Linked DNA regions of Homo sapiens: region 1 is linked to region 2. A link is a contact called in ENCODE Hi-C or POLR2A ChIA-PET data. All regions are on one chromosome and are shown on one strand. Each heading gives the region's core, a stretch centred on a gene start or an enhancer-like site at or near the end of the contact. The rest is flanking DNA. Distances are from core to core; before and after follow the strand shown.

What was found. A loop is a pair of places that touch in the nucleus more often than their neighbours do. ChIA-PET counts read pairs that join two places held with the same protein, here RNA polymerase II (POLR2A). Pooled maps may share reads with other maps.
Region 1: a loop to region 2 is called in a map of PC-3, with 10 times the contacts of the local background. The contact joins two enhancer-like sites. A Hi-C loop is called at or near these places in 5 of 168 maps with a recorded cell type or tissue (CD4-positive, alpha-beta T cell, PC-3, endothelial cell of umbilical vein and 2 more), 1 of 37 single-sample maps with no recorded cell type and 7 of 50 pooled maps. POLR2A ChIA-PET finds 5 or more read pairs at or near these places in 13 of 52 experiments (CD4-positive, alpha-beta T cell, CD4-positive, alpha-beta memory T cell, CD8-positive, alpha-beta T cell and 8 more).

Annotation. Positions count from the first base shown.
Region 1 is chrX:13,086,418-13,090,080 of GRCh38, forward strand. The region is part of intron 3 of LOC105373133 (a long non-coding RNA gene); the gene reads left to right. Among named protein-coding and RNA genes, the nearest start is that of FAM9C, 44 kb to the left of the region's middle. RefSeq lists enhancers at 938-1,157, 1,228-1,387. Within about 2 kb of position 1,319, at least 12 of the 41 ENCODE cell types and tissues checked have a DNase peak (open chromatin) inside an H3K27ac peak, as active enhancers do; they include CD8-positive, alpha-beta T cell, PC-3 and natural killer cell, where a contact is called at or near this core.
Region 2 is chrX:13,121,859-13,125,631 of GRCh38, forward strand. No RefSeq gene overlaps it. Among named protein-coding and RNA genes, the nearest start is that of FAM9C, 79 kb to the left of the region's middle. Within about 2 kb of position 2,071, at least 6 of the 41 ENCODE cell types and tissues checked have a DNase peak (open chromatin) inside an H3K27ac peak, as active enhancers do; they include CD8-positive, alpha-beta T cell, PC-3 and natural killer cell, where a contact is called at or near this core.

The DNA of each region.
Region 1 (3,663 bases), core at 69-2,568, 36 kb before region 2:
TACAAAGGCTTCTCTTCTATCTACAATACCTTTGTGCAAGATATATCATCTTAAAATCTTGCAATTTGATTGCAGTTGAAATTAATGGTGCAAGAGGTTTTCTTTTTTGTTTGCTTTTTTCTTCATAACGGAAGTGTAATCTCCTTGCAAAGCTTGTGAGCATGCATCCTAAATTGTGAACTTCATCTGCCATGGAAGGGAAAACCTTGACCCAATACCATTGGGATCTAAAAGTGTGATTCCTAGGATTCTGAGCATACTACACGAGATTTAAGGCCCCTTTCAGACTCTGCATTAATGCTTGTTCAGTAGTGATAAATAACATTGATTGGTATTGAGACCAGATTAATAACAGAAGGCAGCTAAAAGGTATTCCCTCTTAGCCTAATTTCCCAAAGGGCATCACTCAGCTGCATTAGTGGGGCGAGGCTCTTCCTTCTCTAAGTGGTGTCTTTAGAAGCTTGAGGGATTATTGCTCAGGGGAAAATGGCTCAATCTGCGGGATTCTTTTTCTTTTTGAGATGGAGTTTTGCTCTTGTTGCCCAGGCTGGAGTGCAATGGCACAATCTCGGCTCACCACAGCCTTCGCCTCCTGGGTTCAAGAGATTCTCCTGTCTCAGCCTCCTGAGTAGCTGGGATTACAGGTGTGCACCACCACGCCCAGCTAATTTTGTATTTTTAGTAGAGATGGGGTTTCTCCATGTTGGTTAGGCTGGTCTCGAACTCCCGACCTCAGGTGATCCACCCGCCTCAGCCTCCCAAAGTGCTGAGAGGGATTCTTAAGAGCAGCTGAGAAAGGGCCCTGCACTTCAGCTGGCTCCAGTTTGTCATCCTTTGTCTGGTATCTTCAGACAAGACATTGCAATAAGAAAAAATAAATACAGTGTGAGAAATCAAATGGTTTTTGTCAAAGTGTAAAAGGGACTGCATCTGACTAACACTGGAGTTGGACAGAAGCCATAAAGGATGTTTTGTGTGAATGTTTCCGGCTGCAAAATCTACCTGACTGTTGCACTGAAACCACAACTATCTATCACATGCTTGTGAGAAACCCCCAGGAGCTTCCTGTTTCGTGTGGGTCGTGAGAAGATTGCACAGCACAGTACAGCTTTCATTGTCTTTGAGCTAATCTTAAGCTAGGAGAAGGAAGGAGAATTCACATTTTGTATGTTTAGTTATTTGTGAAGTCTTTACACCCATAAATCGATTATGTATAAATTAGTATACAGATTCACTACCATGGAGAGGATACTGTGTACATCTGAGGATACTGTGTACATATGGTTGAGTCACTTCACCTAGGCCTTGGGGAGGAGTTGGGGCATCTCCAGGGTAAAGTAATGTGGTTTAGCACGGGGACTTCCAAGGAAGCATCAGTATGAGATAGGGGAACATGGCTGACCAACGGCAAGATGATGCCCCATGATGGAGCAGATGGGATTGGCGTGGGAGGGGTAGTTTGTGAGACCAGAAGACTTGCAATCTCTCCTGCTGAGACCAATACCAACCAAAGAATAATTAGAGAGCATGGAGGACAACATGATCTCATGTGAATCTCACATCATACCTTACAAGTTAACTCTGTGTATCGCCTAAGGAACGGCTGAAGCTTCTTTTCTTGTAAATGACAATAGACACATATCCAGTGCCATTAAGGACAGCATCTGGTCACCCAGTGGCCAATAATGTCAAAGTTCTGATCACAAGGTGAGCAGTTTCCTGAAGATAGAAGAGTACGATGGCCACAGCCATGGGTTCCAACATAGCCACTCTCTGGGGCCACCAGACACCCTCCTCACACTCCGCAGAGTTTGCTTAAATGTGCTCTGAGCTGGATGCATTTGCTAAAGGTTTGTCTCTTCCCCTTTGTTAACCCAAGAAAACAGAAGGACGTCTCAGCTAGACCCCAGCCGCTGCCACCCCATCTCTTCTCCAACTCTGCTCCGGCAGCTGGCGTTTCCTGTGTTCTCTCAGTGGGTTAAGAGAATGGTGGTGGCACATTGTCCCTTAATTAGACTGCAAGAGCAGCCATCTCCTGCTCAACTTGCCTGGGCAATCTTTTTATTCATCATACCTGAAAGTAACAGTAGTGGCTTTTTGTATGGCATATGTTATATGTAATCATGATGACCTTCTTATAAGCAGAAGAGTGGAAAAAATACAGGAGGAACTTAGAACTGACATTCTCACTTCCATCATGTGGATTAGACTATTAGCATGTTGCTGTGCCCCCATTTCATGTTATTAATTAATTAATTAGGGATCAGGTTGGGCGTGGTAGCTCACATTTGTAATCCCAACATTTTGAGAGACCAAGGCAGGAGGATCACTTGAGCCCAGGAGTTCAAGACAGCCGGGGCAACATAGCTAGATGCCACTGTTTCCATAAAAAATAAAAAATAAATTCAGGCATGGTGGTATGTGCTTGTGGTCCCAGCTACTTGGGAGGCTGAGGTGGGAGGATTGCTTGAACCTGGGAGGTCAAGGCTGTAGTGAGCTGTGATCGCACCACTGTACTCCAGCCTGGGCAACAGAGCAAGACCCCGTCACAAAACACACAAAAAAGGATCAGCAAGCTTAGGTGAAATATTATTTTCGTAAGTGAATTTTTCATTATGAAAAGTTCAATAAATTTTTCATAAAACAGTATTTTTTATAAAACAATATTTAATTTTCAAAAGCAATATTTAATAACTAAGAAATTTGAACAATATAGGAAAGCACAATGATAAAAAACAAACCCCACAAAACCCTTATGGACTTCATTCTCAGCCAAAATTGCAGTTAATATTTTGATGTATTCCCTTCCAGTATTTTTTTTTCTCTGCTTCTACATATATTGGTAAACACTGTCCCTCTTTTTACAAACCTAGATCATTCTGGATATTCAATTGCGTATCCTACCTTTTTTCATGTTATGTAGCATTTTAGCCTCATTTCCCCATTCTCTTATAACATGATTTTTTTTTTTTTTTTTTGAGACGGAGACTCGTTCTGTTACCCAGGCTGGAGTGCAGTGGCACAATCTCGGCTCACTGCAACCTCCGCCTGCCAGGTTCAAACAATTCTCCTGCCTCAGCCTCCCGAGTAGCTGGGACCACAGGCATGTGCCACCATGCCCGGCTAATTTTTTTTTTGTATTTTTAGTAGAGACAGGGTTTCACCGTGCTGGCCAGGCTGGTCTCAAACTCCTGACCTCGTGATCTGCCCACCTCGGCCTCCCAAAGTGCTGGGATTACAGGCGTGAGCCTCCGTGCCCGGTCATAACATGATTATTAATGGCTATGTTCATTTTAAGAATATGCCATATTTTTTTTTCTAATTGTTGTTGAGGGATATTTAAGAGGTATAGAATTTTTCTCCATGGTAAACAACATCGCAATGAATATATCTGTCCATAGATTTTTAGACTATATCTCTGATTACTGACCAAACATGTGATCCTTGAATTAAATTTTTCAACATCAACAGATCTAAATATTTTTATGGCTGTTGATGCATATTGTCAGCCTGACCTTGAAAATGACTACACCAATTTATAGTCACAATCAGATTGTTAAAATTTTTATTATCAGACAATCCTTGGTACCGAGGACTGATAGTGACAGTGCAGTGTCTTAAGTGACAGTGAAAAGCATAGACCAGCTTCATATACGGAATTTA
Region 2 (3,773 bases), core at 821-3,320:
GAGGACATGGCTTTGGGGCTCTATTTCCAGTTTTACAACTAACTAGATATGTCACCTTGGGTGAGGCACTTAATTTCTCAATGGCTGTTTCTCCACGTGTATGGTAAAACTGATGTTACTACTCTCATCAGAGAGTTTTAGTGAGACTGAAAGGAAAGTTCATCTTCAGAAGTCGGCACAGAGCAAGACTCATGGTTGAGGTTCTGTAGATATTAGCCATTACCATTCCTAATATCTCACAACCACAGTGGAGGTAATAATTTTTCAAGCAGTTTTATGCTTATTGTCTCATTTGACGAGAGTATTGTTCAAAAAGTAGGGGAAGGTGATTTTAATGAACTGAATATTTATGTCCCTCCCAAATTCACATATTGAAATCCTAACATCCAATGTGATGGTATTAGCAGGTAGGGCCTTTGGGAGGAAATTAGGTCATGAGGGTAGAGACCTCATGAATGAGACGTGTGCCCTTATAAAAGAAACCCCAGGAAGTTGTCTTACCCTCTTTCCTCCTGAAGAAGGATCTCACCAGAATCCAGTCATGTTGGCACCCTGATCTTGGACTTACAGCCTCCCGAACGATGAGAAATAATTTTTTGTTGTCGTTGTTTAAGAAGCCCGTTCTATGGTATTTTGTTATAGCAGCCTGAACTAAGACAGTGAATTTAGCCGCACATTAAAGAGAAGATGACCAAGGCAAAAAGATGGTGAGAAATTTGCCCAAGGTCACCAGTGACTTAGCATCAGTTCAATCTGGAACTGGATCCCCAAGACCCCAAGTCTCATGCACTTTTTTCCACCAGTGCTTCTCAAAAATTAATGTATACTCAGACAATCTGGGAATCCTGTTAAAACACAGATTCTGATTCAGCCAGTCTGGGGGAGGTGCTGAAATTCTGAATTTCTAACAAGCTCTGAGAAGGCGCCAATGCTGCTCGTTCATGGAACCCACTTGGAACAGTGAGGGTCTATAACTGGTTTCATCAACCTCTGGAACTTATGATTCCTTGAAGCTAAACTTTCATCAGAGTTCGAAGAAAAAAAAAGTGTGCAAAAAAAAAAATCACAAAACATATAATGAGATAACTCCCAAAGTTATTATAATCTCACTACTGTGAAGTTACAAGGGAGTTTATTACCAAAATACCCATCGAACTTCAAAGTGTCAGTACAAACAGGCAACCCTCAATTTTGCCAAGGCCTACAATCAATGAAAAGTTTCTATTCTGTTGCCTGATTGGAGGTCCTGCTGGGAGACACAAAAGTCCCTTCCCTCCTTCCCTTCATTTAGCACCAGGGAGTTCATTACCAATGGGGGCTCCATGCAAAAGAACATTTCTCTATCTTCTGAAAATTGATTGCTCCCTCTCTCTGTACATTTGTTTTTCATTTACACAGATATTTCAGCTATTTTTGATTTGTGGTGTAACCTAGGTAACCTAAATCAGCTAAAATAAGAACTAATTCCAACCTCCAGATCAAATGGCAAACCACACCTGAGCTTTGCACAGATCAAGTAGCAGAAGGAATAGCGAGGTTTTTGTGAGGAGGGCTGCCTTCTTTGATCTGATGTGGCCCGGACAGCATGGGAGCCGGTGCAGATGTGTAAGAGAGGCTCAAGTGCCACTTTGGAAGATTCACCAAGAAGAGTGCATTCTTCTCTCTTCTGGTTTCTCCATATTGTTCTTTTGGGTGTTCACTTTCAGATTCTGCTGGCCTTTGCATATTAGAGAAGAGGTTGGCAAACTTTGTCTGTAAAGGGTCAGCCAGTAAATATTTTCGGCTTTGAAGGCCACATACACGGTCTCTGTCACAACTACTCAACTGTGCCCTTTGAGCTCAAAAGCAGCCACAGACAATATGTAAACAATTGGGCATGGCTATGTTCCAAATAAACTTTATTCATGGACACTGAAATCCTAATTTCAATTAATTTTCATTTGTCATGAAATATTATTTTCCTTTTGATTTTTTTTCACCATTTAAAAATGTAAAAACCACTCTGCTTGCAGGCTGTATAAAACCAGGCGGCAGGCCGGAGGACTTGGCTCACAGGCCATAGTTTGTCTACCGTTATACATATTAGAGTCATACAAGTACAGCCAAATGCAACATTCTCATAAAACATAATGTTAAAAATCAGATGGAGAATAGACCTCCAGATTTCCTGCGTTTATGATGACAGCTTTACAGGAAACCAAAACTGTGTGCTGGGGACTGTTCTGGGTATTCTGCAAATGTTTTTTCGTGTTTGTCTTTGGTATATAATACATTCTCATTTCCTAGGGCTGTTTAGTTTGTGAATGTGAAACTGTCGACTTCCTGTGTCAACTTCAAGTAGCTAAGTTTTCCTATTTGTTTGAATTCCTGTAGTGGACCCTCATCTTATATTTATTTATTTTGGCTCCAAAGACTGACCATATTCATAGTAAGAGTTTGGCAATGTAAGTAGTCATTTTCTGCAAAGAAATATATTCTGACCGAATCATTTCACTGAAACCTCCTAAACCATGAACTTTTATTCTAGAACTAATAAGTGTTTGTGGCAAAGTTCTTTAGCCCTTTGGCTTGTACATTTTATGGCTACAAAAAGGTAGTTGGAATTTTTTTTTTTCGTGAAGGAATTTCATGCATAGCCCAGGACTGTTTTAAGTGTAGAATTTATCTTTGCAACATGCATCTTCAACATGCATGTATGCTTTCTGAGTATGTGCAATTATTCTACTTTTGTGTTAGATGTTCTAAGCTTTTGTGTCTTTCTTGTCACATCATATACAGATTCCTTTCAACCATTACCTTATACATACCCTTTAACTTCAATAGCTTTAGCTGTAGGAATGTCTGTAAAGTCACAAAATTAATTTTCTCCAAACACCACATTCATTTATCCCTCCCCTTAGTGGCACGAACTTAACACAAGGCACACGAGCTTTCAGACTTGAGATTCTTTTTTTATGACTTCTTTAAACCATCATCTAATTGTTGATCTGACAGATTGCATACTCAGAGTAAGTTTATTAACCAGAGCATCTTTTTTGATACCATAAAATTAATTTATTTCTGCCCCAAGAGTGCATTTTGGGAGTGGGTTAGTAAGAAACATCTGAATCATAATCATTTTTGGAACATCCCTTGTACTCCATAAAAATAACATTGATTCAGAACCACTCCCAATTCTCTGCTCCTTCAGGAGACAGGATAGTGGAATTGATTAGCGCTCAGCTGCTGAATGCTGAAGGACGCCCACAGGCCTGGAAAAGACTTGGCTAGGCCTCTGCCAATACCCCTGACGGAAGAAGGGAACATTGGTCGGCTCCCTTTCAGATAATGTGCTTGGGTTTTGCCGTACCTTTGAAAAGACATTGAGACATAAAGGCTTTGTCAGAAGAGGAGGAGGATGCAGGAGGGTGAAGGCTGCAGCCTTGGCCCAGCTGAAGTGCCCCACACAAATTTTCAGATCTCTGACATCTGTGTTTCCTCTGGCCTGACCTTTTCCTAGTCCTTCCCTGGCTTAAGGGGTAGCAGTCCCAAGAATACAAGCCTATGTCACAACACCCTGCATGATCAAGGACGTCCCTGGGTGGCCTAACAATAAAAGCACAGCATTCTGGAGGAAAGAACAAAAAATGGACAAGAAGAATGCCAAATAAGCAAATCTGCAATGTCATAAGGGTCAAGGTAGTCAATGTCTGTTTTATTGCCAATTCACAGAACAGAAAAAAATGTAGCTTTAAAACGATAACAACAACAATAAAAGCATATCCACTGGCACA